Linked DNA regions of Homo sapiens: region 1 is linked to region 2. Evidence: chromatin loops called from intact Hi-C (ENCODE). Cell type or tissue: K562. All regions are shown on one strand. Links, peaks and the distances in the headings refer to the core of each region. The heading gives the core; the rest is flanking DNA. Region 1 overlaps GADL1 (glutamate decarboxylase like 1). Region 2 has its middle 30 kb from the start of MIR466.

Region 1 (2,930 bases), core at 238-2,737, 350 kb before region 2:
ACATCAGAATCTTATAGAGTAACAATCCCTTCTGCCTTCTTGATAACATCCTATTTAAAAATTTTCTACTCCATAGCGTGCACCTAGCAGGTTCTCTTTCATCTTAAATGTGCAAAGATCAGGAAAAAACAGTAAAGTTTGAAGCTGACTCAACCCAGCTCTGATCGTCAGTTAGTGCCTGCTTACATACATGCTCAGAGATGCCCTGGATCCTCTCTCTCCAACACTGATCCTTAAGTTATTTGCTATACCATCATAGGCTTCCAATAATTCTTCTTAAGGCAGCCAAAGTTGGCCCCTACACCTGGCAAATGCAAAAGCTTTGATTACCTGTGAGATGATAACAGCGTGACCTGCTTGGGCTTCACTAACCAGCACTACTATGACCCTAGCCAATACTGCTTTTGAAAAAAGAACATCACCTTGACTCCCGGCTCTCGAATATCAGTAAAAGTGCGAATTAGCTAGGGGACCTATTCAAAATGTAGATTCTCATAGGAACTCAGGTTCCTATGTTCAAAATGTCCAATGTCTAAGTCCATCCTAGAAAAGGCTAAAGAATTGGCATTTTATGAAGCATGTCAAGTGATTCTGAAGCGGGCAGTTTATGTTCTATCAGAAACTCTCATCTACACTAAGTAATCATAACCCAGTTATCTTCCCTGCCAGTCTGTTTTTCTATCAGACATGACTTGCTTAAACATGGGACTGTATTGTAACAGGCTTTAGCCCAGCCTTTGTCACGCAGACAAGGCTTTGTCCTCACTGGACAAAAACATAGGAAATGCGATGACTACTCAATGACTAGGAGATCTGGGACATTATGTTGGGGGTTCACAAATTAGACATATAGAATTGTATTCAGGAAAGATTGTGTCATATGCATCTTCCTCATTTGATGCTTCACACTGACAATATTTGAACTGATTTTCATTTTCTGCCATAAACAGTTTGTAATAACCAATGTTGCAACAGTTCTCAATAACTGTCAGAATTATGCTCCAGTATATAAAGTTTCAAAGCATTTCATCAAGAGGAAAGACCCATCATCTCATATCTTAATAAAAAGTAGTTTAAAATGAAACACTGTAATTCAACTCAATTTTCACAAACATCTATTGAGACTACAGTCATTCTTACAAATCTACACAATTTATACCTGGATCTCTGAAGTATTGAAAGTAATGGCAAAAACCACAATGACTTTTGCAGCAACCTAATATAATAGATTTATCTAGGATAGACTGTACTGAACTCCCAAATTCTTTGAGCATTTAATGTGAACACATTTTTCAAATGAAGTAACTATACCTGACTAGAAAGTAGAAGAAAAATATAGTAATTATCTGTCACTAGATTGTGTTATGTCAGTTATCAATTTATTGCCTCTCAGCCAGAAATCTACCCTTTTTGAGTGTCCTAAAATAATGTAGGTGGACTCTGCAGATATTTCTCCCATGACATGTGGTCCAATCTTAGACTTTGTCAGCAGAGGGTGCTGGAGAGACACTGGAGAAGGAAGGAATGCTTTCCTGGTGTGGTGTGCTCACTTTCATGGGTCTCCTACAGAATCTGTGGTTCATTTCAGCAGTACTGGTGACCAGAAACATAAGTACACCCCCACCCATCTACCCCAGTAGCTTCCCCCAGTACACCCCTTTCAGGTGGCATCACGTGGCATCACAGCAGACAGGCAGCAAGTGGAGAGCCCATAAATGGCTTTTCCTGGCATACTCCCCTCAGGTGGTTTCAAAGGAGAGAGATGCCAGCTAGGCACCTTGCCTTGGATGACTTCTCTGGCACTCCTTCTAGGTAGCTTGCAGTGATTTCCAAGTTGTGGCATGGCCCCTGTAGATGGCTTCCCTCAGCTCAGCACTCCAGACTAGATTTCTAGTGAGTACCACCAATGTAACATCTCAGTAAACTTTTCTGCTATCCCATGAGCCAAGGTCATACTCTCTCTGAAGAGGTCTAGACCTCAGTCCTGGGAAGGGATGGACTCTCCCTTGGGCGCTCTATCTCAGTGCCAGGTGTGGTGGCTGCTCTCTATATCAGCTACTCCTGTTCATTTTTAGGTTTTTCATTCTCTATGAGGCAATCCTCCATTACTCCAATCCCTTGCTAATAATTATTGATATTACACTTTCCCACTTTACCATGCAGTTCTTGTCTTCTGAGTGGACTCTAATATGTCACCAAATTTGTTATTCCCTTTCATTTGCATAGGAACATTACAAAACAGTTTACGATGTTTTATCTATTATGGGTTCTATATTTTACAAGTTAGGACTTAGATCTGATTCCTTTTGCCCAAACAGAAACTTACTAAAAAATGCAAAAGGTCTATCACTAAGCACTTTTAGAATGGAATGGCTTCAGTGCTACAACATTTGAAAGCTTATAAAGCCCTTCTGACACTTCACTTCATTGGAAGAAATTTGATGTTTCATTTGGAATATCTTTGCTTTGGTCATTTCCAAAATTAAGAGTTGAAAAAGTCTTTGAATTTTTGCAAAAATATATTTGACTTTTTCCTGTCTCTGCCTCTGTAGCTTGTATTTTACATAATTCTTAAAGAGACTTCAAAGCACTAATGAGTATTTTCAGAGTAAATCATTTGTATACCCCTTAATTTTAATTGCCTACATATGTGAAAGTCTGACTTCTTGGGTGTCCTGAGAACACATTTAGTCTATGTTCTAAAATCCACAAAATTAGGAAGGTATTTACAGGAGTCCAAGTATCTAGTGAAGGGTACAAAAACTCTGGAGCAGCAAGTGCATTGTCATAATCTTTAAAAAATTCATGATAAAGGAGTAATGTGCCATTAAAGAATGAATACATTCTATACCGGTTTTCAAACAAAAAACATTCTAAAGTTCTTTATCAATTTCAGGAAGAATTATTTAGCAAATTTTGAGACCATTTGG
Region 2 (2,930 bases), core at 335-2,834:
CCACCACACATGCCTTTCCCAAGGGAAATGAGGCCCAGCCTTTGGCATTGTCGCATCTATATTTAGCAGCCTGAATTTGCCTCATTGAGGTCTCGATGTGCACTTTACAAAGTGTCTTGGTACTGCTCACAATAGAGAAGTATCAAACCAAGAATATTCCTTTCAGCCACAGGGCCCTGCTTTCCACTGGACATGGCATATTCCCATGGCATGCCTTCATTTTTGCTCTGTGTGTGCATTTTTACCCTTTTCTTCCCTCTAATACTCTCCCTTATGTAGTTTTTTAAGGCAGGCTCTTTGGATCACTTAATTCTGTTCCAAAACTTGCCTCTGTCCTGCCGACAACTCCAAACTTTTCCCATTAAATTCCTGTTGGTTAAACACTTTTCTTGTCAAGTCCTCACTAAAAGATTTCAAATCCAGCTGAAAGAATTCCTTTGACTGCATAGAGAACTACTTCCTTCCCTGATACAACATGGGTCCAACGGCAATAGCCAGTGCCTATTTTAGGTGGGCTGCAGACCTTGAAACTTTCCAAATGTAAAATGTACCTAGATACAAGGATTTCTATGTATTACTAGAAAAAGTATGCCCTAGTAATACCCTTTGTTCTTTGCAGCATGACACCTAAATTACTTTATTCCAGCATAGTGCCTGACACATAAAATATGTTCAATATATGATGCAGAAGGAAAGAGAAAGAAAAACAGTAAGAAAGGGTGGAAGGGCAACATGAGACTAAGTATCTCTTTGTAGTCCAGAAGTCTCTTTTGCTTTTTTCAAAATTAACTTCTTTGGCAAAATATTCTGTAAAATAATTATTCTAAAATCAAAAAGAAAACCCACATATTACAGCCTCTTCTTGGATATTTGCACATGACACTATTAAAAGTGCTGGGAAGTCCTGCATCAGAGAAACATGTTTGATTCTGTTTCTTCCAGAGTATTCCATGGAATTCTCCTCTATGAATCCTTTTATTATAATCTATTCACATCCTACAGGACCAGTGTCTGTCAGAGGACACTTTGGCAAATGTAGCTTTAACTCAACTAGATATGATTTAGAGACTGCCAATGTAAACTGTTCCCTGCAAAGAGCTTCTGAAACCATAATTATCAACTACATAAATGCCTCTGAGCCTGCACCAGGATCATCCTGATTAAAATACTTGCTCATATGAAGTTAAGAGCATATGAACTATTATACTATAAATTTTGTGCATCCTAAATATACCCTGAGCCTTTGTTGGGAGGATGCTGTTGAGGATGCTGGCAGCTAAAGTCATGCCAGGCAGTATGGTTACAGTCAATGGGTGTGTAATGTTCCATTCTGGGGGTCATTAAAAATGAACCACATGATTGAGAGACACATTTATTTTTGTATCGTATGATCCTGGCATTCAGTTCCATTCTGCGTCATGAATTTAACACAGCCAAACAAAGCATTGATTACTCCCTTCAAATTCAGTTGGAGCCTGCCATGTTTAATGAGAGGGAAGCAAGAGATTATTGAGACCACAGTTTGCCAATGTCAGTTAGCCAATGATAAAGGCAATCTGAGCCTATATTACACAAAAAAGAATGGAAAGTTGGCCTGCTTGTGGTGTCCCTCATGCCACTGGGAGGGAGGCAAGTATATGACTTCTCAGATTTTTTTTTTTGTCACCAGATGAATAGTCTACCTGTTACCTCAGTGTGAGGATGGACTGACATCTAGTGGATAACCAGGTGATTGATATTTTTGTTATAAATTGCACTGTAGAAATGAGTAAGCTGCATAACAACGGTACTTGAGAAGGTAGAGTTTAAATAAAATTTGAATTATAAATATAGACTTTTTCCTCATGGTTGAGACCAGTTAATTAAATTTGTATTTAAAGTTAATATTATATTTTGAAGATGTTTCCCATTAACAATACTGTCCCATTGTCTTATGAAATAGTGGTCCATAATTAGACACCTACCAAAATTAACAACTATATATGTAAAGACAAATAACATAATGCCAGAAACACCCAAAAGATGGCATGGAAGGATTTTTATTTTATACATTTTTGGAAAAGAAAAATGTCTATTTCTCAAACACACATGCGTCAGTAGATTGTAGCCACCTGCCAGTAAGGAATTTAAGAATTTTAAGAAATTTGGCTAATAATTTACAAAGCTGAGTACAGTTGTCTCATGTGCTACTCTGATGGGGGAGAGAAGGGCAAAAGATAAGGTTTATGTGTCCAGTTTCCCTTGTATCATTGGTCAAGAGCATCTGTGATATTGATCTTACTTTTCTGGTTTATTGAATGATACCTTGTAGGAAGTAATTAGTGTTAAGATGTGAGGAGAAAAAGAGACAACATCTGTCTCTTCAATTCTTGAAGTGTGAACCAACTGAGAAATAAATTAAAGAAGTAAATTAGACAAAGATTTAAAAATACAAGTTTTATGCTTGGTAAAGCAGATTGAAGAATGCTGTTCAAACTCTGCCCAACATAGATCTTTCTAATACTGCCTTTTCCTCCTGGATTAAATGTATTCTGAAATAATTACAGTGCTTCTGTCCAGTTCTTATCTAGTGTCTATGTTCTCCAGAATTGTATGAATTTCTAACAACCTCTATATTTATCCTTCTCTAATATACAGTGGTAAAACATTATCAAAAACTTGGAAATAAGGTAAAGGGAAAGTAGGGTGTTTTCTCAATGCCATACTAGAATTTTGCTGAATAGGCCTACACAAAGGATTGTTTAATTTTCTAGGAGAATGTATCTGTTTTTGACTTACTACACATATGTTAATTTGTAGAATTTTGTACTGAAAGATTGAATATACAAATAGAAAGTTGCCAGACCATATATAAAAATAGACCTCTGATCCATAGCCTGCAAAAATCATCCCCGGAAACCAACCCATAATCTATAGGAAGCCAGCCTACT

What was found. Peaks named below come from ENCODE experiments on the same cell type or tissue, not always from the same donor. Only the 100,000 strongest peaks of a DNase experiment are listed, where the experiment ranks them.
Region 1: a loop joins it to region 2, with 5 times the contacts of the local background. A loop is called at or near these places in 75 of 110 quality-filtered maps.

The regions. Positions count from the first base shown.
Region 1 is chr3:30,778,385-30,781,314 of GRCh38, forward strand. The region is part of intron 13 of GADL1 (glutamate decarboxylase like 1); the gene reads right to left. Among named protein-coding and RNA genes, the nearest start is that of GADL1, 110 kb to the right of the region's middle. In K562, for the core only: a CTCF peak has its summit at 1,500 (motif pointing right); no DNase peak of the experiment used is centred there.
Region 2 is chr3:31,130,649-31,133,578 of GRCh38, forward strand. No RefSeq gene overlaps it. Among named protein-coding and RNA genes, the nearest start is that of MIR466, 30 kb to the right of the region's middle. In K562, for the core only: a CTCF peak has its summit at 1,699 (motif pointing left); no DNase peak of the experiment used is centred there.